Linked DNA regions of Mus musculus: all the other regions are linked to region 3. Evidence: chromatin loops called from intact Hi-C (ENCODE). Cell type or tissue: left cerebral cortex. All regions are shown on one strand.

Region 1 (5,000 bases), 380 kb after region 3:
GTGTGTCTGTGTGTGTCTGTGTATGTTTGTGTATGTGTGTGTGCACCCACATGCGCATGAGTGTGTGTGTGTGTGTGTGTGTGTGTGTGTGTGTGTGTGTGTGTGTGTGTGTGTAGTTAGCTGAGCTGTCTCTGTATAACCCATTTCCTAGTGGAGCATTCACCAGAGACCTATGATGCTCCAGGATTTGGTCCATGTAGGGGAATAGTCTATTTGAACCAACAGGAATCCCAGCCTCAGCAATGATCTCAAATGTTGAACTCTCACATACATTAAATGTATGCTTCCAGCATTTTCAGGTAGTGTTGATTGAATAATTGATACTTTGAGCAGCACTGGATTCTGTAAGCTTCACCAAGAAAGTGCTGGCTTTAAAATGAAGGTGAAATGCCAAAGTCCATAGTTTGGTTTTGTTATGTTATTATTATTATTATTTTGTTATTTTATTTTGTTATTTATCATTTATTATTATTGATTGACTATTATTTAGTTTATTTTTGAGGTGCTTTTAAGAACTGGTAGAAGTTTCTATTTTTCCAAATTCCCTTTTTGAAGATTTCTAATTGTGTATGCCTGTGCATGTGCGCGTGTGTGTGTGTGTGTGTGTGTATGCACGCACACGTGCATGTGTACCTGATTGCAGATGCTTTTGGAGGCCACTGGAGGGTGTCAGATCTTTCTGAGCTGGAGTTATGGGTGGTTGTGAGCCATGCAATGTGGGTGCTCAGAACTGAACTTAGGTCTTGTGTTAGGACAGAACCTATTCATAATGACTGAACCATCTTTCCAGTTCAGAACTTTCTTTTGAAAGTCAAAGTAACTGAATATCCTAAGGACATCAGTGGAAAGGAGTGTGAGGAGATGGGGTTTTCACTGTAGTCTGGTTTTGTGTGGAATCTGCTGGGTACGGGGGAAATCTCACCAAATGCTTAGGAGGAGAGCCTGCATTGCATTTGCCTGGTGTGCTGGCTTTCCCCTGGGGGCCCTTCCATTCTCGTTTTCAGAAATTCTGTCAAAACACTTCAAGCAAAAGGAAAGGTTTCATTTCTCTTGTAAGTATGCAGGGCAATAATGAAAGCTTTCCTATTTAATAATAAGCATTCAAAGATTTGAAATTAATAAAACTGTTCAAAATTCCTAGGCTGTTTAAACTGGTATTTTTAAAACTTACTGTGAGTTGTATTTCAGTAGGATGGAATCTGACAGGTATTTTATCGTCCTAAGTAATTGCCTCAACAGATACGTAGTAAAGGAAGTTCTCTGTGGCCAAGTCCACATCCATCAGAATTGGTTGGATAAAAACGGAATTCTCTATCCAGTGGAATACTGTGCACCACTTGAATGATGAGGCGCTGGAGTATCCTGTGTGCTTGGTACCCAAATGTAAATACCAAAGCTTCCTCCTCTTAATGTAGTCTTACTCCAACTCCCCTGATGTGGGAACACACATACATACATACATACATACATACATACACACATACATACATACATACATACATGCATACACACATACATACATACATACATACACACACATACATACATACATGCATACATACATACATACACACATACATACATGCATGCATGCATACATACATACATACACACATACATACATACATACATACATACACACATACATACATGCATGCATGCATGCATACATACATACATACACACATACATACACACATACATACATGCATACACACATACATACATACACACATACACACGTACACACATACACACATACACACATGTATGCACGTACATGCACGCATGTGCACATGCATATACACAATGGGGTGGTGGTCAGTCTGCAAATATCCTGGAATGCAGAAGAGTACTTGGTCTTCGAGCACTTGAATGATGAATTCTTAGGTCTTATTTTATTTCTGTCCTGTTTAATGCCTTTGCATCAGTAGAACTTACTCATATAATTAAGCTAGTGAGGTAATAGAAGTAAGTCCAAGGAAATGCCTCCTCCCCACACCCCATGTCTAGTGGGCTCCTGCCTATGAGCCTGGCCTTTCAAAACCTGCTGTGTCGCTCACCTCTATTGTATCAAGAGCCTTGTCTCACAAAAGTGGCAGCCTCTCTGCAGGTGTGGGTGTTTCCACTGCTTGCCAAGAAACGGCTCAGCTCCTTCAGTATCCCAGAACCCAGACTTTATTCAGGCAGCATGCAAATGGCCCTTTGAACAAGGGGGTCAGCTGGAAATGAGGTGAGCAGTTATGTAATGGGAGAATCACCGGAAGGCAGGTATCATAGAGAACACATTGGATAGATTGCCAAGCAGGGTAGAAATTCCATTTGTAAGCATCTCCTGCTTCCTGTGTACTAAGCCCTATACATAGGTCCTTCTGAATTTGCTCAGACAGAAGACGACAATGCAGTCACCAGGTAGTGCCACCAGGTGGGATTGTCTCCTCAGTCTCAGCAGCAGTCTCCCTTCCTTCAGGGACAGTGCTGAAGGAAGGGAGACTGATCCAGTGGAGGATGGGTCTCCCCACAGTCTCCCATGGCAGGAATGGGCGGTGTCTCTTTGTTTTCTCTGTGATGGGGTTATCAGTGGCTGCGGCTGCCTGGACCTCCTCACTGACCCTCCCTTGGGTCGTCTAGCATGGAGGTATCTGAAATGAGAGTGAGCATGATTGATACTTTGAAGTCAGACAGGACGGCTATAAACCAGACCATGCCTCTTATTCTTGCAGTGCCTCCGGGGAACCATTTAACTTCTCTGGGCCTGCACAAAACGTGAATAATCAATTATCTATCACAATGTTGTAATACCATAAAGTGGGTTAATATTTATAAAGCTATCACACAGTGTCTGACACGTGCTAAGAGATGGGGTGGGGCAGTTTTGTAGTCACACATCTCAGGAAAGGCTGCTTTTTCTGACGATTCTTTGTGACCTAAGGAAACAAGCAGTTTCTTATAACCCAGCTCTCTGTGGGTGTTGTCCATCTCTTGTTGGCTCCTTTTAAACCAGAACTTGCTTCTCTGCAGCTCCTACCGGTAGTCTAAGTAGATCTTCATAAGGACCACACGCATGTATATGATTTTTTTATTGAAAACTTTCAAAACAGAAAGACAAACTACACGTCCATGTCCAAATGGAAGACTATTTTCATGGCTCGGAAGCCTAAAAGTCTCTCACTGTGGGCCCCCACTAGCAGAGTGTGGTCAGATGTCAGAAAGATAAACAATTGTGAGGGCCTAAGTATCCCAAAGTGAGGGTAGCTTGGTGGTTTAGACAGACAGACAATCGCTTGATAACAAGTACACACAGCATGGATGGTTCTACAGTGCTTCCCAGCCATGAAAATAGTCTTCCATTTGGACATGCAAGCTGACTGAGCTGTCAGTTGATAATAAATGACCCCGAGAGTCCTTCTGCACCTTATTTGTTAAATGTCTGCTATGTGCATCGTGTCATGTTAGGTACTTAGAGCATATCAACTTATTGAATTCTTATATCAACCCCGCACGCTATGTGTTCTCTTCACGTTGCAGCTGAGGAAATGGAATCCCGACTCTTGCTGGCTTGGTCTTGCCACTGTGTTTCCAGCTGTGTCAGAGACATTCAGAGTCTGTGGCTGCAGGGGTGCACACCAGGCTCCTGGCTAGTCCCTCATCCAGAGTGGCAGTTTTAACCTAGGGATGCTTTGCTTCTCTTCCACTCTGATGGGGCAGCCCGGGTCAGAAAGAATGCCTTTTGTTTTGTGTAGGTTACTGTGTGCCAAATGTCCCCAGGCCCCAGCCAGAAGCTGTACCTTGCGCCTGCCTTCTGAGAGGCACTATAATTTGTCTCTGTTCTGTTTGTAATGTGCACAGGGATGGGCTGTTAGTCATGCTGCAGGCACGGCAGCCCAGTGCTGAGGAAAGAGTGAATTTCCCACCACCAGTCAGGATGAGCCGCACCATGGCCAGGAGGAAACGTAAGGCCTGCCTCCCCCACTTCCTCCCTGCTCCCCTCTTGCCATCACCTTGCCAGTGGGAATGGGGCACTTTCTCCTTTAAGTTCTGAAGTGTCTTTGGGATCCAGTAATGCATCTCAAGGTTAGGCAGGGCCTGTCAGGGACGTTTACAGCTTGCAACACAGGCAGTTAAGCAGAGATTACAAGCAGCTTTGGCTTTATCTGAACAGGAATTTAAGAACATAAATATTTCCTCTTGGAAAAATAGTATAACTCTAGTCCAAAATGATCCTGTTAATAATGGGAAACAAAGACGTCAAGAAGCAATAGTCATGTGACTAGCCTGGTCATGTGACTAGACAAGGATGCACAGTTTATTTGGATGGAATGATGGGGCTTTTGGTTATAACTGGTGTGTGTGTGTGTGTGTGTGTGTGTGTGTGTGTGTGTGTGTTTAAGAAGGCTAATCAAGAGAGGCATCGCTTTTTTACTATCCATTCCTGCTTCCTGTGGTACAGTTCTAGGATTTCCCTATTGTCAAACTCTGCCTCTTCGTGTTTCTCTTCTACTACTGCTGTGAATGTGTACACACACACACACCACACACCACACACACACAGCACACCACACATATACATACTACATGTATACATGTATGCAAACATATACATACACACACGCATGTATGCACATATACATATCTATACATGTATACACACAAACATATATATATATATATATATATACACACACACACACACACACACACACACACACACATATAGATACATACACACTTACTTAGGGTCATTTTCAAGTATCTTTGGCTGGAATCACCCTTACCCCATCACTGGAAATCTAGAGTAACGAAGCCCAGAGCCAATGTGAGGAGCATGGCTATCTATCTATCTTCAGAAGCTCTGCCTCCCTCCCCCCTTCCTTCCCCAGCATCATTCATCAGTAGTTGGCATGTTGCCCCCGGTTGCAAGATGGGTGTTGTAACTCCAGACGCCATGTTTTTATTCAAGGCATTAAGAAGTTGAAAGGAGTTTGTAAGACAGCAGCTGT
Region 2 (5,000 bases), 240 kb after region 3:
AAGGCTGATTAATACCACAACCCCCCCTCCCCCGTCCATCATGTGAAACAGGAAAGCAGCCACACACAAAAGCACAAAGGAAAAACCAGGCTGGGCTCTAATCAGACTTCAGTCACAGGTGCAGACATGTCACCTTCTCACTGCCTTATATTATGAAATTCTACTCAATTAGGAAATTTCCATAAGACACCTGACAGTGTGAAATGTCTCAACTCACCGTACTTATGTATGCTTGCTATCAGTGGTAACAGTGCTCAACCCTGAGAATTTGATTTTATGATGCGATTATTAAGGAGGGGGTACTTTCTTTCTCTGAGTGATTTGATGATCTTAAGTGAGCATGATTCCTATATTATTTGCAGAACTAAAATTAGTTACTTAAATATAAAAAGAGAGTCACATTTAAGAAGACACTGAGCATGTTACTGTGAATCTCAATTATAATTGACCTATGATTTATAAGAATGTTCACATTCACCTTTTCTGAATATAGCTTTTGGGAATTCACGTCTGTATAAAAGAATTGGTTACTGATGTTTGCTCTATAGGATCAAGAATAAAAGCAGAAGCAGTGAACCTTGGGAAAGGACCTGGCAGGACTGGGAGGGGTTGTGGATCTAAGGAACTATGAAGACAAAAGAGCGCTATCAGGACACATTGCTCGTGTGTAAAGTAAAAGACTAAATTAATAAATAAAAATTAAATAAACTGGAGTATCTTTTCCAGGCAATTGGTATTAAAATAAGGCAGGCATGTACTAATCCCACAATCCATACGGATTCAAGTTAGAAATGCAACATTTGCCCACATGTGCTACTAGGGCACACGCCTGGAAAACGGGTGGCATCTTTCTCCGGGTACTACTGTTGTTTTAATCAGGTTTTCTGGACTTTCAAAGTCGTTGGTTAAATTAGAACTGACACATATGTTAATTAGCTGGGTGGCAGGGTAGAGATAAACAGGCAAAACAGAATGACAACATGTTCCCTTTAAAAAAATGGTGACTCTGAATAGTATTTGGTTCTGTTTGTCAGTAATTGTGTATCTTCCTCTGTCCTTGCCTGGTGTGTTAATCTGCTAGTCTGAAATCTTTTTTATCTGCCTGTACTGTGAGATCCTTCTTTGCCATAATCCATCTGTGTCCTACAGGAGGTGAACCTGCCTTTCAGGACTGGCATGGTGGTGGACAGTATTAATGTGTATAAAAGGAAAAACTCCTTGAATAATTTAATGACCAAATGTCATCTGGGGAAAAGGGGTCAGTATGGAAAATGACTTTTCCTATCAGCTTTAAAAATCACAGTGTGGCTTGCCTTTCTTATGTGCAAATCAAATATCAAATTGAAGGATGTTTATACATCTTTCTGTAGGATGTTTAATGTTTTGCATTTCCTATTAGAACAAGGAAGCGTCTATAGCATTTTTGTTTACTTCTGTTAAAAGAAAGGAAAAAAAAACACAACAGAAAACCTAACCAACCGTCAGAACCTCAATAAACGAACCAGCAAAAGAAAGTCCTCCTTCTTTCCAGAACAACAGATGCTGCCTTTGACCTTGGGATTTAAGGGCAAATCTATCCTTGTTTACACGTCTTGAATTTCTTGGATTTGCCAGTATGAGGACAGCCGTTGGGGACGAAGCGCTCCAAGTATGTAAGCCATGAAAAGAAAATGAGTCTGGGCAGCTGTTGCTGCAGAAATCACGCTTTTGTCTGTTTCCAGTTCACTCATACGGAGAATTTTAAGAATTAAAAAGAAAAAAAAAAGGAGGAAAAAAAAAGGAAAGGCAACTACATTTAATCGAAAGACTCCTGCCACAGATGTCACAGCTTGGGAGCTGGCCTCTCCATCTGACACATTGCCTCCCCGTGAGGGAATCGAGTTTCCAGGAGGCTACATTTGCTTTGCTGGGCCCCCTTGTGGGGTTGGATAAGGAAACATAGCCAGTGCTATGCTCAGCCAGCCAACCAGAGGGACCCACTGGTGAGCGAGCTCATTGGTTCTCTGTGGCAGAGGGAACTACTGATGAGCGAGCTCATTGGTTCTCTGTGGCAGAGGGAACTACTGATGAGCGAGCTCATTGGTTCTCTGTGGCAGCTTTTCTACAATGAAGGCTGGAAAGACCTTGTGAGAAATGAGAGACAAGTGAGATTCCTCTGCTGCATGTTTGCCCACATGTGGTTCCTAGCTCGGTGGCGGAGGGGCACTGGTGAGTTGATGTTTTCCAAATTGAAACTAACAGATATACAACATGTTTTTTTGCTTCCTTTTTTCCCCCATAAATTATATATTTGAAAAGATAACCGCTTTGTTGTTGCTGTCCCAGGTCTGGTTATTGAACTCATGACCTTTTGTGCGCTAAGCATGTTTGTTCCCAATACCCTATATCCCAGAGGAAACCCCAATGAGCAATGCACACCTTTGAACAATGCAGAATTAAGAAGTGACTTTATTTATTATGGTGCTGGAGCCAGACACCCTTTCCCTTGAAATATAAGACAAAGGCCTTGGTGTGTCCCCTGCACTACACTTTCAGCAGAAGAGAACCAACGGTAGCCTGGCCACATCCGTCTCTTTGTTTCCACACACAGCCAATTGCCCTGTGTGTATTTTTCAATTTTACCTTTTTGTTGTAATTTTTCATTTGTGGGACATTATAGTGAATCCCCACAGTAGCGATTTACAAAATTTTATTAGGCAATTTCTCGGCAAAAGACATCTTAGAGTGTCATCATGGAGACTTTTAGAGTGTCACCATGGGGACTTTATTTTATTGCTTCTAACTGCTAATTAAAGAACTGGAAGGCTACTCTGGTGCAGTGGGCCAGGGTGTCCAAAGCCAGAAGGCCCATGAAAGAAGGTCCTCTTTTTTTTTTTTTTTCTTTTTTCTTTTCTTTTTTTTTGGCTTGATCAGTAATAGGGACAGATAGACCAGGTAGGTCGTCTCCCTCTGGGCTTTTTTTTTATATTTTATTTATTTATTTATTTATTTATTTATTTATTTATTTATTTATTTATTGAGAGCCCTGGCAATTAAGAGTAGTCACAGAGTGATCAGTCCCCTCTGTGCACTGTAGGGTGACGATACTCCCAGAAGCCATCTGTTAGGACAGGGCTGATTCGGTTAGTCCTGATGTAGCCTGGCATCCCCTACAGGGAGGAAGCTAGAACTGCCTGTCTACTGAAAGGGGCACTGGCAGGAAATGTATGGAGCTCATAGAATATTTGTCTCAAAATGATTATAATCTTTTGGAGAAATACTTAATAACCTTTCTAGGGCATTTTCCTTCATCATTTCTGGTCCCTTAAAAAGGTTTTAGTTCTTTTGACTGAATACCTTGAACAGAACTTAAAGAACTTAAGGCTCAAAGAGAGTTTTAATAAATTAGGTTCTCTAGCCAACAGCTCATGGATCCATTTTCCTGGGGAAAGGATCCCAGGCAGTTTTCTTTACCATGTTTGTCCATCAACCAATCACTGGCCATAAAACCTCTGCTGCTTTTCTCCTTAAAACCCTCCTGATGCTTTAAAACCAGCAGTAAGGCCAGCCCCAGTGTACTCTGAAACCAGAATAGTTAAGCCTCAATTTACCTGAAAGAGAAAACACCTCCTCTCTTGCTTTAATTTGTTTTTATACTAAATTCTTTTCACACTGACATTAGAGCTTCCCCATGCAGAATTCTTGCCCAGCAAGAATATTCTCTATAGAATTCTGGAAAACTGCCTGCTCAGGGTACTTGAAAATAAAAAGGATAATACCTTTCTCAACACAAAATGTTATTCTGTGTGGTTTTGCAGGCAGCTTGTTTTTCTTTGTGCAGTGCTAAGCATGGGCCCCACACCTTCGCACACACCAGGCAAGCACTCTTCCACTGAGCTACACGCTCATGGCAGCCGTCTTATTTTTAGCTCCATGAGTCTGAAATAAATCTTTGTTTACACCCACTGGTGTAAGGTCTGTTGGTAACCTTTGGTGTCCACTGAAATTTAGTATTCAGCAGTAATGTTTAAAGTACACACATATACACACATACACAATATTTATATATATTATGTGTATATATAATGTATATATTTATACCTTATGTATATTGATTTTTAGTATATACATATATATGCATATATACATTACATACACTTTTAGCATATGTGTGTATATATGTATATACACATATATGTATATAAACATACATACATACATTTATATACACTATATGTATATAAACATGCATATATATATATGTTTATATATATATATTAGGTTTCATGTAGCTCAGGCTTACCAATAATGTGCGATGGAACTTAATCTGGCCCTGAACTCTTGACCTACCAGTTTGCCTTGCTAGGACCTCAGACATGTGCTACCATACTCAACTCTGAAGTTAAAATAATGGAGATTTTATTTGTTCATTTATTTATGTGTATGTGTGTATGCATGCATGCATGCATCCTCAGTCACTTTTTTTTTTCCAAGACAGGGTTTCTCTGTGCAGCCTTGGCTGTTCTGACTCTGTAGACTAGGCTGATCTTGAACCTCTAACTCTGGGATTAAAGGCATGTGCTATGCACTCTTAACCTTTGGACCCTCTCTCTAACCCCTAAGGCTGGGTTTCTCAACCAGTGGGTCTAGACCTTTGTGGGAGTCAAAATAACCTTTCACAGGGTCAGTTAAGCCCATGGGAAAACAGATGTTTACATTATGATTCATGACAGTAGGAAAATTACAGTTATAAAGTAGCAATAAAAATAATGTTATGGTTGGTTTCACCATGACATGAGGAGCTGCATTAAAGGGTCACAGCATTAGGAAGGTTGAGAACCACTGCCTTAACATAAAGAAAAAATTAAAAGCTTACAAAAGAGAATTTAATCCTAAGGTGTTTCAGAAATCGCCTTTTACAGATTTTTATTAAATATTTTTCTTCATTGCCAAGAGAATAAAGTCCATCAACGACGTGAAGAACTGGCGCACAACATCCTCAGCTCTGAAATGTCTATCTA
Region 3 (5,000 bases):
AAACATCTAATGGGGAAAATATAAAATCTGGGCAGGTGAGATGGCTCAGCAGATACTTGAAAAGGCACTTGCTGCCAAGTTTGCTGACCTGAGCTCTGTCTTTGGAAAGAGAGAGCTGACTCTATAAAGTTGTCCTCCAATCTTTGACCATGTGGTCCTAACACATAAAATAAATAAAAATGGAAAATCTTCCCAGGGTAAGCAGAGGTCACCACTACTACTTCTGCGTGTCGTGGACCCAACTCATTCTTACAGAGAAAATGTGGCACCATGATGAACTGCATTAGTGTTTGCGCTGAGTGTTCTTACACATCCTCCCAGAAGAGCCCTGAGAAGTAGCTTCATTGCCTCCAGGGATATTGGTGAGAAATCCGACCTGCCAAGATCTTGAAGGTACCCACAGAGAATGGACTTGGGATGCCTCTGATGCCAGTCTTCCCTCTGGAGATGTCCTCATGAGCCCTGCCTTCTTGTGAGGGTAGCAATGAGACATAAATTCCCAACCTCAGTAGTGCTCCCAAGGAGGTGCTCCTTAGTCACCTCTCAGTGCTGCTGTCCCATCAGCATGCATCCTGAATGACTCCACGGCACTGCTGTGCTTCTACAAGGACCTGCTTCTCAGTGCCTCCCATGCTGAACTCTGGAGAAAACACTTCCTCAAACAGCTGGTCTTAACTTTCTTCCTGACCCACGTCATTTATGCACGTTCTCCTTTGCACAGTTGATGTACTATTTTGTTTAGCAATAAAAGTTACTTTTCCTTAGAAAGACAATTACTGTACAAGTATTTATAGTAATAAGGCATTAGAAGCAATCCAATGTTCATCTACGTAAGTAGACAAATACAGTGGAATACCTACCCAACAACTAAAAAGAATGAAGTACTGATGAATTGTACAACATGGATAAACTTCAGAAACATAATGCCAGATTCAAAGGCACACATGTTACATAACTCCATTTACATGAAATACCCAAACAAGAAAGGGGTTCGGAAAGGCTTTCTGGAGACAGAACACACAGCTAAGAATGGGAAGTGGGACTAACTATTAATATACAGGACAGGAGAGATTTTGTTCATGTTATAAAAATGTTTTAACACTGGTCAATGGTGTCCAACTCAGTAACTAATAAAAAATACCAAATTACATTTCTTAAATTATTGAATTTTATGGTATATAGATGCTACCCGAATAAAGTCTTTTAAAATATTTTATATGTGTGTGAACTTGTCTATGTGAGTATTCCCACATATGTGAAGGTACCCTGCCTTAGTTAGGGTTTTACTGCTGTGAGTAGACACCATGACCAAGGCAATTCTTATAAAGACAACATTTAATTGGGGATGGCTTACAGGTCAGAGTTTCAGTCCATTATCATCAAGGTGAGGAGCATGGCAGCATCCAAGCAGGCATGGTGCAGGAGGAGCTGAGAGTTCTACAACTTCATCTGGAGGCTGCTAGTAGAGGACTGGCTTCCAGGCAGCTAGGATGAGGGTTTTAAAGCCTAAGCCCACAGTGACACATCTACTTCAATAAGGCCACACCTCCAAATCGTGCCACTCCTTGGGCTAGGCATACTCAAACCACCACCTACCCATAAAGGCCAGAAGAGGGCATCAGGTCTCCAGAGGTGTCTATGAGCCTCCAGACATGAGTGCTGGCAACTCTTAACCACTATGCTAACATCCTAGCCCCCTAAAATTATATTGGAACAACATTACTGTGGTGGCACACAACTGTAACCCCAGCACTTGGAAGGTAGAATCAGAATTGTTAGGAGTTCAAAGCTATCCTCACTACATTGCAAGTTCTAGGCCAGTCTGACCAAAACAAACAAACAGCAATAGCAACAAAACCATCAATCATAACATCAGATAGATGCACAGAAAAGGATTAAATTTGTTACACAGTAATCTGTTGGGAGATTAATTTCTTCATTACCTAGAACTTCTTACATTTTTCAGACATGATGTAGCACATCCTTAGTCCTAGCACACAGGTGCAGGTAGATTTTTGTTCCAGAGCAGCCAGAACTACACAGGGAGACCCTGTTTTAAAAATAAATTACAAAGAAGAAGAGGAGGGGGGGAGGGAGGGAGGGAAGGAGAAGGAAGAAAGAAGGAAAGAGGAAAAGGACTAAAGGCAAGTGAAGAAATTCTGACTTCAGCGAAAACTACTTAAAATTAAATGAAATATTAGAACCAAGGTGCTGTGGAGCTATAGAGATAGCTCAGTGGTTGAGAACACTCTTCCAGTGTTCCCAGGTTCATTTCTCAGCATCTATGTCAACAGCTCACATGCACACATGTGACACACACACAGAGACACACAGACACACACACACACACACACACACACACACACACACACACACACACACACCACAGAATCTTTAAGAAAATTAAGGCCCTCTGAAAACTAACTGCTGACAAAATTACTTACACACAGCAGAAAATGGGAATCATCACATTCTGCCCTCTAGGTGGCACTAGAACCCAAACTTGAGTACCACCGTGGCTTTCCAGCATCATCTTTGAATGAGACCACAGTTCTCTCAATCAGGTCTTTACAGGGACACTTGAGCTGCAGTGTCTTAACTCCAGAGCTCCCCCTGAGTAAACCTCATGATGTCCATCAGCTCCTGTTGTCATCTTCTAGGTATGCCCAGTTTCTTTCTTCAAAATTTCTGAATTGTATTGACTAGACCTTTAATTAAAGAGGTTCAGTTAACTGCAGTCAGAATAAATATAGTAAAACCAATAAAAATTACTATACTGTTCAGAAATGGATAAACATAAGATAGAAATAATACGGAGCAAAGGCAAGCCATGTGCAAGTGCAGGAGAGTAGTTTTAGCTATTTCAATTGTGCAAACTCTTTTTCTTAGGTGAGCTACAAGGCAGAGAGGCGCTTAATCATTCTATAAATTTCAAACATTAGAAAGTTGTATATATAATAGATATCATGATAAACATATTTATTTTATGATTTGGTTTCTGTCACTTACAACATAGATCATACTACTTACATATCTAAGAATATCTCTCCTTCAAGAGATTGTGGTCTCTACTAGGTCCAGGCTGTCCCAGCCACCACTGCCCAATGCAGATTCCCCCCTTGACCAATCCTTGGCAAACAATGGACCAATTAGGTCAGTAATTTTACATCCCACCAAGCAGTAGTTTAGCCACATGGGACAAGAAATGAAGACAAGCCCTCACCCGTTTATCCCAAGATGGCTTGGTCCATGGAACAGACTTTCAGCTACCCAAACCTCAGATCTCAATCGCTAGAGCTGATGATGAAGACATGAAAGTCTGTTTTCTACCTAGGCCACACCCTGCTTTTGTTTCTTTAGGTAATGTACTGGGCTAGGGAGAGAGTTCAGTTGATAATGTCCTTGCCAGGTCTTGAGTGCCATCCCCAGCACCTACAGAAAAAGCCAGGCATGGCAGCATATGCTTGTATTCCCCGTGCTGGGAGGACGGAGGCAGGAAGGTCCCCAGGGCTTGCTGGTCAGTTCTCCTATATACTATGTGACAGGGACCAGACCAATGAGAGTTCCTGCCTCAAAGACACAAGGTGGACAGCTCCTGAGAAACTTCAGCTTAGGATGACCTCAGACACACAACCTAACTGCACATGTATGCAAGTACACAATCATCCCCCAGTATTGTCCACTCAAAGTTGTGTAGAGCGCATCTAACTCTTCACTTGGATATACTGGAGCCACTAGTGATGCAGTAATGCAAGCTGGCGACAGTGTGCTCAAGGCCGGAGGCCCGGTGTACGTCTGACCTTGGGGAGGTCTCCTGGGAACATTTGGGATTTCTTTTTAGATATTTATTTTTGATTATTTTTAAGTGTGTGCATGTGTGTGTCACACACACAAGTGCTGTCCATCACTGAGCCATGTTTCTATTCTTCAAGCCCACTTTTTAACAACAAGATCTCATGTATCAGAGAATCGCAGGCCGGCCCAAACCTGCTTATATTGCTGGAGATGTCCTTGAACTTCTCATCCTCCTGCCTCCACCTCCTAAGAACTAGGATTATAAATATGTGCTACCACACCCCATTTATGGAGTGTTAGGGGTGAAACCCAATGATTCGTGCAAACTCGGCAGATATTCTACCAACTGAATCACCCAACCAGCTCCAAATGTCTCTACAAATAGTTTCAATAACCCCAGTCCCTGAGTGCGTATGGGAAGGGCTGAGATAGTCATCTCGAGCTCCATGTGAAATGTCTCACCAATAGATCCGAGTAAGAAAACAGTGGGCACATTGGGAAAGAAATGAAGTTGCAGTGTCCTGGCTCATGAACTCAGCTTTTGTACTGGCCACTAAAGCCAGGGCTGTGTGCAGGCGAACCCCCAGCTCAACTGCTGCTGAGCTGGAGCCTCAACACAGCCAGTGAGCTTTACTTATGAGAGAGTGCCCACCTCCAGGGTGGTAAAATTATGCTCAGGATTTCAATGTGACCGCAGTTCTATCCCTCTAGGAAGAAGTGAGGAGGGAGCACAGGGCCTGCCTTTTTGTTCTTTACTCAATGAGTTCTCAAAAAATTGTATCAAGAAAGAGAGCCAAGAGTCCGTAGCACAAGGCACGTGGGCCTGGCTGAGCAGCTAGGACACGAATTGCTACTATCTGCCACCTGACCTCCTGCACAGTCACTCCCTGTCTTTGCAGGTGGCGGAGCTGTTTTTCCCAGGACATATGGAAGCTGAGCTTGGATCCTAAGTTTTGTCTTAAAAGGAAGAGTGAAGCTGTGTGAGAGCATGGGCTGGGGAACCATGAAATCCCACTGTGGGTTCTAGAGAACTGCTCACTGGTCAATGTTCTTCCCTGCAAGGGGAAGAGCTTGAAAGACTGCTCTGGCCTCCTGGAGCCCTCTCTGCAGTGGAAACAAATCGCCTCTGAAAATACAATGCCATGTTGCTTTTAAAAAGTGGTATTTAAGCAGCATGGAAGTAGCCTAGGAGAAATTCATGCAAA
Region 4 (5,000 bases), 230 kb after region 3:
GCATTGTAGCCATTCTCTGGAAATCAATTCAGCTATATCTAAAACTGTTCACCCATCTCCATCTCTGAGGAAAGTTTCAAAAATATGAGAAAGCTTTATGTACAATTATACTCTTTATGCAGCCATTTCCAAAAGCCAAAGTAAATAAATAAATAAGCATGCCAAATGGTTCACAGTAGAAGGAGCAAACTATTTTTGCTTTACCTATGTGATGGAATGACATGATCCTTTAAGAGGTGTGTATGAGGGATTCTTTTTAGTAAGAGTACGTTTACCTTCTTCCCTGTAGGTCCTGGGATCTTCTCAGCCATGGGATTTTGATTAGGTTTATACTACAGGCCTGAATTCCCCATCTCATATCTAATTGAAAGTGGTTGATTGCCCTATTATCTGTATGCCATTATTGTACCAGTGTTTTAAATAATGAAAAAGACTATATCAAGAGAAAATTGATGTTGTATTTATATGTGGATACAGAATTATAACCACAGACATGTAAACTTACTTTACAGATGTTTTTCTTATATATTTTTAAAATTTGAAAATATTCTACAGTAAAAAATGAGTATTATTTTTTAAATTTTAGAATAGTATCAGGTTTGAATAAAAGTAGCAGAGGCAGTAGAGGTGTCTAGGATCATTTACCTAGTTTTTCTGATATCCATTTTACTTTTGAAAAGTAGAATAAATTTTATTTTAAAAATAGTTCCTAGGCTGGGGATAAGGGTCTTGGACAGTGAAGGACTTGACTAACATGAAATGTCCTGAGTTAGAGTCCAGTCAGCACATGTCAGCCAACCAACAAAGGCAAACAACCAAGACAATCAAAGCTGCCATAGTTTACATTACTGGGATAACTTTTCATAATTATTTGCATTACCTACGTTTGGATTTTATTGCCGTGGAGAGACACCATGACCAAAGTAACTCTTATAAATGACAACATTTAATTGGGGCTGGCTTATAGTTTCAGAGATTCCGTTGATTATCATTATAGCAGGGAGCATGGTAGATTGAAGACAGGCATGATGCTGGAGAAAAAGCTGAGAGTTTTACATCCTGATCCACAGGAAGCCAGGATGAGGCTCACTTTCCACAGTGGGAGGGCCTCAAAGCCCAATCCTACAGTGATGGACTTCCTCCAACAAGGCCACACCTCCTCCAACAATGCCACACCTCCTCCAACAATGCCACACTTCCTCCAAAAGGCCACTCCTCCTCCAACAAGGCCACACCTCCTAACAGTAACACTTCCCATGGGTCAATCATATTCAAACCACCACACTTCCTAAAGAACAAATTATATTTCTGAACAAAAGGATGCATGAGACATAGACTATTTTTTAATTTATTTACTGTTGTGAGAAGTGTACACACATATGCTTATGCATGTGTATGTATTATCATCATTATTATTTTGAGATAATTTATTGAACCTGGCACTTGTGGGTTTGGGTAGGATGGCTGTCCTGTAAGTCCAAAGACTGACATTTCTCAGCCTTTCCAGGGCTAGACTACAGGCCTGGGCCACCACACCTGGCTTTCTAGGTGGGTGCTAGGGGTCTGCCCCCAGGTCCTCAAGAGTGCAGTAAGCACCAGGCCACTCCACAGCCCCTTGTTCCAGTGAGCATTTTCAGTCACCAGGAATAGAGCATGGGGCACTCAAAAACCCAATTTCGTTTCAGTGTTTGTTTCAAAATGATTTCAGTGGTTCCGTGACTTCTCATAGACTCACTATGGAATTTGATTCCAGAATAGCGCATGTGAAACAAAGGAAAGTGCGCATGCCTCTCCGTTGAGTGCAGTGCTTACTATCCCTCCTCAGACTCCCTTCAGGGCAGTGAAAGCCAGTTTTCCATGAGTGGAGTTTACAATGTACCCATCTGAAACCGGGTTGACCAAGTGAGTGTGCTATTTTAACACTTAGTCTTGACTCATCGGCTCACCAAAGCTGGAGGCTAAAAATAATGAGCCCTGTCATGAGCAAGCCAAAGCCATCACGGGGAATATTACAAGATGACAGCAGTTGGTATCTAGGGGAGCCTCTCTCTTTGCCAGGCTTTCCAGTGGGAACCCTTCTTCAGGTAAAGTCCCGAAAGTTGCCCTGCAGTCAAGGGGAGGGTGACTTCAGGCTCTCAGTGTGAGGTGGGATGTTGGCCGGGGCCCCTTTCTTATCAGGAAAAACAGAGCTGGTTCAGGGCCTGGCGGGGGACTGTGCCCTGTGCTTCTCATCTGGTAAGGATCAGAACGTGGGTGCTGCTTCACAGCTTCCACAGCACTCAGTTTTCCTGTTCCACTTTTGAAGGCCTACCCTGTTCTCCAATATATATATATATATATATATATATATATATATATATATATATGTGTGTGTGTGTGTGTGTGTGTGTGTGTGTGTGTGTGTGTGTGTGTATAATCTAGAGCCTGTAACTTGTTTTTCTGATGTTTGGGGTAAGACCGTCTGTGTCTTTGTCTCCATCTTTTAAAATAAGGCCTAACAAATGTATTCTTCCCTCTCTCATGCCACCCACTCATCTTTAGGCAGGTTCCTGTGAGTGTTGTTATTGAGGGCGTCTGCAGGCTAGTGGCAAAGAGCTTGATGCTTGGGTTCCCTGTGATCATAATTAGGTCTGTAGGTTTGAGAGGCCAAGCAGAGGTTCTCATTTCGATTTGGTTGGAGAGCTCGGTGGGCATAACTGGGAGATGTGATATATGTGAAGATTCACCCAAGAATCTCCTCCTTGGCTGCTTAGAGAAGAGCTCTTTCAAGATATCATGTCCCCATCTTCCTCCTAAGGTGGAGTTCTTGGGACCATGAAAGACAAAAACCCTACTCTTTCATTATTAGTGCCCTTCTGCCTCCCTCCTGAGTTAACATCCTTATCTAAAGGAAAATCTATACCCTCTGCCTTGGGAAGGCTAGCAAGGAGGGAGAAGAAAAGAAAATTAAGAGACAATTTGGTTGGCTGTCGTTAATCCTGTCTATTCCTGTGGGAAAACGAGCCTGCTGTCTTCGATCTTTGTTAGCAGCTAGATTGAGTTAAAGAATACTGTAGCCTGTGAGGGAAAGGACGTTGCTCTTTCTGAAGATACCTCAGAGCCGCCACCAACATTTTTTTTTCCGTTAGTTATGTCTCAGTCTGAGTCTGTGCTGGACGCTCGGCTGATGCAGGAGAAGTAGCTACTAAGCGTGTCTGTGTTCTGAAGAGAAAGCCAGCCCAGTTAGGCCTTTTCTGGTGAATCCATCTCTCAACACATCTACTGATGCTTAACAAGGGAGCCATTGGACTGGGGAGATGCTAGAAACAGGCAAGCGCCAGGACCCAAACTCTAATACCGAGTACAAATGTCAAAAGCCAAATCACTGGGTGCCATGGGAAACACACACACACACACACACACACACACACACACACACGCACGCACACACACGCACAGCAGTATGTACATCCAAAATCACAACTTTGTAATCCTTCAAATGCTTATATTTGAATCTTCAGTTTAGGGCAATCAGGACTGCCTAAAGGAACCACTTAACTGAATGTAGCCAAAAGCTGGTTTCTTTCAGGTCCACCCCTTTTGCCTTCAGCCACGCCCGCCCGTTGACTTTGAATAGACTTTGAAAGTCACACTATAGGCTCTCCTCCAGAGATCTTTCAAGTGAGGCTTGGAGCCACAGGCCTGTTCTCTTTTTCCCCTATTCCCACAAGCTGGAAGCCAGGAAGGGAGGCAGAGAATGTCTGCTGCTTTTAAATGGACAGTTTGTGGAATCAGCTTCTAGCAACGTTACTCGTTCATGTGAACCAAAAATAGCTGGAAGTAGGTCAGGTTGTAGAGATGAGCGAGCCTCAGTTCACATTCTGCTGACCTTACGAGGCTTTTTCTCATGTACCGCGGCTGAGGGCTGGCTAATGATTTCATAAATGAGGAGAGAACAATTCTCTTGTTTCCTGTATGTTGCACAGAGCTCTAACGTTGTTATTTCTTAACCTCATGACAACCCTGAAATCTGAAATTTTTACCTGTATTTTATGTTTGAAAGAACCAGAAGGTCATAGAATTAACGTTGGAATGCTTCAAGGACATAACTCATTTAGTGAAAGGGCGAAGATTTGCCCATATTTTTCAGCCTGGAAGTATTGAGGTTACTGTCCACATTAATGTAAACATTGCATATAATATCTTAGTGAGAAATCATTTGAATTCACATTGGCAAGTATTAATGCCTCATAAGACAATGGAAAATGCCATTTTATTAAGTCATTTTTAAACATGACAATAATGAGACACTTACTTAAATTGAGTATTTAGTATATACCAAGAATTACAATTGAGAGAAACAAGGAAGATTCGAATAATTCAAGTGTCAGGTTGCAAAACTGCTCTGGAGAAGAAAGTGTGGTGTGAGTCAAGTGTGCACGTGTGCGCAGGCGTGCATATGTGTATGCATTCAAGTGTGAGTAAATGCTAGTTTATGGGTGCAGAAGAGAAGGCCCCAGAGCCAGTGTGAGGCTTGAGCAGACCACAAGGGAAGCGCAAAGCAGCCCTCTGTCAGCTGAAAGAAGAGGCAGCAGAGACAGCAGTGCAAAGGCCGTGAGGTGGGTGTGGCTGCTGCTGCAGTCTCCGCAGGGCTTGCCTTTCTGGGGAATTTCCAGCCTTCACCACATCCATTCTGTGACAGCCTTTTAAGGGGTACAAGCAGGCAGAAGCTGCCTCCCAACCTGAGGCCAGGAGCTTATGCATATGTAAATCCCTCTCTCACATGCAAGATTCTCAAATCATTATAATTGAACATTTAAAGCCTTCTCACCAAAAGGTATTTTAGGCATTTGGCTATATTGCCAATTACAGCATCATCTTAAAAGAGAGGCTTTTAAATTAATTAAACCCATTACACCTGAATATTTGATTTCTGCCAACACATAATTTTAAGTTGTCACTTCAAAATAATTTGGGGAGGATTTAGACTGTCAGACTTCCTTAGCTGCTCCTGGCATTAA
Region 5 (5,000 bases), 390 kb after region 3:
AACTCTCTGATTAGCAATTCGAACCAGACTCGAGAGGCACCTACTGTTACATTTCTTTTCTATAAAATTTGGAAGATGAAATCAATCTACCATGACAGAGAACAGGTGGGTAAGTTACCTAGACAGTCGAACGAAGGATGGGGAAGAAAGGGGAAGCTTCAGGGGGGAGAGTGCCATCTTCTGGAGGTGTGATGTTTGTTGCCGTGGTGGTGGGGTCACATTAGTGACCTAGCTCATCAAACAGTATACGTCATACATGTGCCATTTACTATGTAACAACTATAATTCAATAAAAGCATTGAAAGAAAAACTGCATATCTGATAGAAAAATAGAAAGGGGAGACTATTTAGAGAATGGAAGGGAAAGAGGTGGATAATGGAAGAGAGCCAGGAGGAAGGTCCACACTAGGCAGATGTTCTGACAACAGCATGAAATCCACTATTTTACAAGAATTAAAAAAAAAATTGAAAAGAGCAAAATTTCACATGGTTTGACTGACATTTAAATCTCAGTAATAAAGTAACTTTTTAAAACCTTATATTTCTTTCCATACATTTATTGGAAACATACTATTTGCCAGACAGGCACCAGGAAAATACATATGATGAGAAGTGAGCGTGACTCCTCTGGCTTTGCAGCTGGTTGGAGAAATAGGTTTGTAAAGACAATGGATTGACTTCCCCACAGGCTGTTCCGAAGTAATTACCAGGTTTAACCAAATTGTCCTCTGTTGATTGAATTTATGTGTGTATCTGTGCTTTCTTGTTTTGCAGAGTGACTTGTGGTCTTTGGGAATCACCGCCATTGAGATGGCAGAAGGTGCCCCCCGTAAGTTCCTTCCTCTGGGGGAAATCTGCTGCTGGTTGGTTCTGCAGGTCCTGCGGGCTCCTTGCCAGGGCTGCGGTTGGCCTACTTCTGCTACGCTGAGCTCGGCATGGGTCTGATGTGGCGTATTTAGAAAGCAGAGGCAATTTAAATCAACCAGGAATCTGTTTGTTGCAGAGCAGTGTGCAGATCTGTGTTTTGCTAGGAAGAAGAGTGCAGACACTGGAGGAGGCGTTTTGTCTTGCCCACTTACAGTGTGGCTCATTCTGGAGGCACTGCGCCTCTCTCACAGGCACCATAGACACTCCCACAGACAAGGTCAGCTCCCCACTACAAAACTCCAAAGCTGAATTCCTCAGGTGCAGCCTTCGCAAATCCCTGAAGTCGGAGGCTGACCCTCTTATGAAAATATAAACATTTGGAGCTTTAGATGTCTGTGCCCTTATTGGAGCCCTGTCCCAGACACTGGCAACCTTGAGAACTTCCCAAGTTCCCTGGGACTTTCTGTGTTAGTACCAAAGAACACCTCTGGGAGCTGCAGCGGTGGCCTGGGAGACTTTGACTGGACCTCCCAGACCCCCTGACGGAGTCTTCCTTTACCCACCCATGCCAACCACAGTAAAGACAGCAAGGCTCGCCCTTTCCTGACAGACAAGGATTCACTTTGCAGGCAGCTGTGATTCAAGCAACACCCAGGCAGACTGTGTCTGGATTACAGGACAGTCTAGATCCTCCCTCCCCTAACCCAGGGCTATAGTTGCATAGTGATAGTGAACCTTTCCCGGCAACTTTTCTACCTTCCTTTACATGGGAACTGGCCCCAGTCACGTCCTTGCTTGTGTTTCCTACCCTGTCACACTTGCTCAGCCACTTTTCCCAGGACTGAAAAGGCCCTTCACCCTCAGGACAGATGGTTCTTAAACTCAGGACTCTTCCTGACCCCGTGACTGCTGTCACACCGTCACTGCTGTCACGAGGATCTAAGTTCCTTGAATCCATCTGCAACATGACTGCCCGGGAGTGTTTGTTGACAAGATTGCCTTTGTTCACAATGACATTTGTGAGTCAGAAAATTTGGATACCACAGTCTTAAAACTGTGTTATCATCCCTAGTGGTAGACAGGACTATAAATAAACTCTGCCCACAGAATCCTCTGGCATTGAGAAAGCATATATTCTCAATCTTGGTATAGAAGAGAAGTGGGGAAAAAATCCTGTATTCTCACTGTGAGAAAGTAAGCTAATAAGATATGTTGATTGAAATAAGAATAGAGAGTATGACCATGATAAAATTACATCATGTCTGTAAGCTGACTTCATTCTTCTATCATTCTGGGGCCAGAGGATTTAAAAACAAAGCACATTTTGCACCCTGAAAAGCTAGCAGGGACATTTGGAAACAGAATGGTGTTCTGGCAGAGGACCAAAAAGTCTAAAAATTTGCATAGTTAGCAGTGCCTGTATGAGCCTCCAGTGGGGAAGACACTGACTTTGGATGTTTCGATACCAGTTATATTGTGGCTTAGGTTTCTGTTAAAATAAAATCAGGGCTGGTGAGATGGCTCAGTGGGTAAGAGCACCCGACAGCTCTTCCGAAGGTCCGGAGTTCAAATCCCAGCAACCACATGGTGGCTCACAACCATCCATGACGAAATCTGACTCCCTCTTCTGGAGTGTCTGAAGACAGCAACAGTGTACTTACATATAATGAATAAATAAATAAAATCTTTAAAAAAAATTACCCCAGCCACGCCAACATAGCTGTCACCTGATGGTGTTTATTTTGAATGGCAGGTGGCTAGTTGTTGACCCCGTGACTTGTTTTCCTTATGAAGTAAAGGTGTGACCCCGAGGGATGTTAATGTCTGTTTGAAATGTGTGTTTTATGAGATCCATCTAATTAGACATCAGCTCTTGATTGTCTGCAAGTTGGAAGCTTTGAGGTCCTGACCCCTTGCTCCCAAGAGCCTTATGGACATGTGCATACTTTGTGTGCGGCCAGGATGGTAGTGTGGGTGGCCTCTGACTGGCTCTGGTCCTTGTTTTTGGTCTCCTGCAGCCCTCTGTGACATGCATCCCATGAGAGCCCTCTTCCTCATCCCACGGAACCCTGCACCTCGGCTCAAGTCTAAGAAGTGGTGAGTTTGCTCCACAGTACTTTTCAGATCTGAGGGCGAAGCTTTCCTGTGATCTTTCACTTTTGTGTGTATGTGTGGACATGTGTCTGCAGGTGCACACACATGTGCTTGTATGTAGATGCCTTGGGTTGGCCTCTGTTATCTTTCACAGTTGCTTTCCTCCCTTACTTCGATAGACAAAGTGTTTTGTTATACCAGAGCCCCAGCCATCTTTCATAGGATTACAGGCACACGCTAGCACACCTGGCTTTCTACACGAGTGCTAGGGTTCTGAACTCAGTTCTCGTGCTTGAATGACAAGCACTGTAGCGACCACACCACCCACCCGGCCTCTCTCTGAGATCTTCTTTTGAGTTACCCCTGATCCCTAGGTCTTTCTGGCTAGATACTTTTTAAAAATGCATGCCACAGCTTGGTAGGTGACATTCTGTATGCCACCATTGATCTTGGACTTGAGGCTTGGCTACCTGCTGTCTATACAGCAGCTTGTTAACCCTATCCTCGAGGCAGGGAGCTATTAGCCAAAATGGAGCCCAAGTAATGGCACGAAAATGATGTGATTTACGACTGCAGGCTATGCTAGCCTGGCTGCACGGCACATTTCTTTGGAAAAGGTGATGATTTAGAGTCAGCCCATTCTATTCCTCAAGACAGTGGCTCCCTGCACGCCCACACAGACCTGCTAATGGTCCCTGTGATGTTTCTGGCATGAGCAATTGTGGTTCTTTGTGAGTTTTTTTTTTTTTCAGTCCCTTTCTTTTTGTGACAGGACATGCTGGCTTTCTATTTGGGGACAGGAGTACAACCTTTGTTCTTAATAAGCTTATCCTGACAAAAAGGTGACTTGTTCTAAAGAGAGCTACTACTTGCTACTCCCTGAGAACGGGGTAAGACAGGAGTGTGGATGGTGAGCAACCAGGTGAGGCTTGGAAATGGAGTCCTCAGGTTATGCCAAATGTTGCCTGTCACTTCTCTGTGTACTTACATTGGGGGTCTTTATGCTTTGTTATACGATGCCCCCCCCGTCTCCCCTGCTGCAGAAGTGGCACGGCCTCCTAATACATTCTTACATCTCCTCTAGCATTGGAGCCAATCCCTACCAGTCTGTGACCTCCTGTGATTTTATAGGCACAAGCCCTGAATAATTCAACTAAACAGGAACAAATTGTTTGTCCCTTTTCCTATGACTTAAGGCTCAGGCCCTTGACTGGCATCCTCCTGTTTCCCACCCACAGACACCACCCACCACATAGAGCAGGCTTAATTACTACCAATCAGCTGGTAATGACATGGCAACCCTGGCTCAACAGAGGAAAGGCACACAGAGGGGAAGGAAACAGAAAAGCCACAAGCAATGACAGTCTCTCAGTTGCCAGACCTGCAAGGGGATTGTGAGTTGCTATTGGTAACCAGGAGGCAAAGCCTTCCCTGCTCTCCTTCCTCTCAGAGGGTCACTGTGGGTAAGAGAAATGCATGTTCTCTCCCCAGCAACAGCCTTTCATTGGGTGCCACATAGCATGTGGTGACAGAGCGCAGGAGGGCCCCTCCTCACTCTTCTGAGATCTTTCTCTCCTTTCCTCCCTGGATCCGACTCCCAGAGAGAGGAGCCAGCTCCGTTCCTTCCCCTGGAAGCAACAGTGACTCTGCAAAGCTTGCTGCCTGCCAGATTTCTGCTTGTAATGTGCCAAGCTTCTGGGGGTGGGGGTTACTGTCTACCGTGGGCCTCACTTCCCATCCCCTCCTCTCCTGTCACTGCTCCGGGGAGGTATTTTAAGCCTTTCCACAGAAGAACAGGCTGGCCATCCGCAGGCATGTGTCATCTCATGGGCTACATTGACTACTTTATCATTTCTATAACAGATACCTGGCAAGATCAAGTTCAGAGAGGATGGTTTCCTTTAGGTCACAATTAAAGAAGGGATACAGCCCATTGTGGAAGAGGAACTAAGGCAGGGGTCATACTGTGTGCACAATCAAGAACACAGAGAGAGATGAGTGCTGATATTCAGCTGTTTTCATCCTCTTTTTTTTTTTTT

The links. Hi-C counts contacts between places; a loop is a spot of excess contacts. Peaks named below come from ENCODE experiments on the same cell type or tissue, not always from the same donor. Only the 100,000 strongest peaks of a DNase experiment are listed, where the experiment ranks them.
Region 1: a loop joins it to region 3, with 4 times the contacts of the local background. A loop is called at or near these places in 28 of 42 quality-filtered maps.
Region 2: a loop joins it to region 3, with 4 times the contacts of the local background. A loop is called at or near these places in 14 of 42 quality-filtered maps.
Region 4: a loop joins it to region 3, with 3 times the contacts of the local background. A loop is called at or near these places in 13 of 42 quality-filtered maps.
Region 5: a loop joins it to region 3, with 3 times the contacts of the local background. A loop is called at or near these places in 30 of 42 quality-filtered maps.

What each region holds. Positions count from the first base shown.
Region 1 is chr3:28,545,692-28,550,691 of GRCm38, forward strand. The region is part of intron 7 of Tnik (TRAF2 and NCK interacting kinase); the gene reads left to right. Among named protein-coding and RNA genes, the nearest start is that of Mir466q, 130 kb to the left of the region's middle. In left cerebral cortex, no CTCF peak of the experiment used is centred here; DNase peaks (open chromatin) are centred at 2,171 and 3,885; H3K27ac peaks cover 844 bases.
Region 2 is chr3:28,407,342-28,412,341 of GRCm38, forward strand. The region is part of intron 2 of Tnik (TRAF2 and NCK interacting kinase); the gene reads left to right. Among named protein-coding and RNA genes, the nearest start is that of Mir466q, 10 kb to the right of the region's middle. In left cerebral cortex, CTCF peaks have their summits at 1,928 (motif pointing left) and 3,159; DNase peaks (open chromatin) are centred at 1,980 and 3,137; H3K4me3 peaks cover 495 bases; H3K27ac peaks cover 960 bases.
Region 3 is chr3:28,163,277-28,168,276 of GRCm38, forward strand. No RefSeq gene overlaps it. Among named protein-coding and RNA genes, the nearest start is that of Gm42196, 11 kb to the right of the region's middle. In left cerebral cortex, a CTCF peak has its summit at 2,499 (motif pointing right); a DNase peak (open chromatin) is centred at 2,497.
Region 4 is chr3:28,397,824-28,402,823 of GRCm38, forward strand. All of the region lies in intron 2 of Tnik (TRAF2 and NCK interacting kinase), which reads left to right. Among named protein-coding and RNA genes, the nearest start is that of Mir466q, 20 kb to the right of the region's middle. In left cerebral cortex, no CTCF peak of the experiment used is centred here; DNase peaks (open chromatin) are centred at 1,922, 2,555, 3,122, 3,698 and 1 more place; H3K27ac peaks cover 2,505 bases.
Region 5 is chr3:28,554,154-28,559,153 of GRCm38, forward strand. Tnik (TRAF2 and NCK interacting kinase) reads left to right here. Exons shown (of 33, transcript NM_026910.1): 8 at 775-829; 9 at 2,886-2,964. Among named protein-coding and RNA genes, the nearest start is that of Gm52603, 130 kb to the right of the region's middle. In left cerebral cortex, a CTCF peak has its summit at 2,498 (motif pointing left); DNase peaks (open chromatin) are centred at 1,043, 1,953, 2,223, 3,693 and 1 more place; H3K27ac peaks cover 3,267 bases.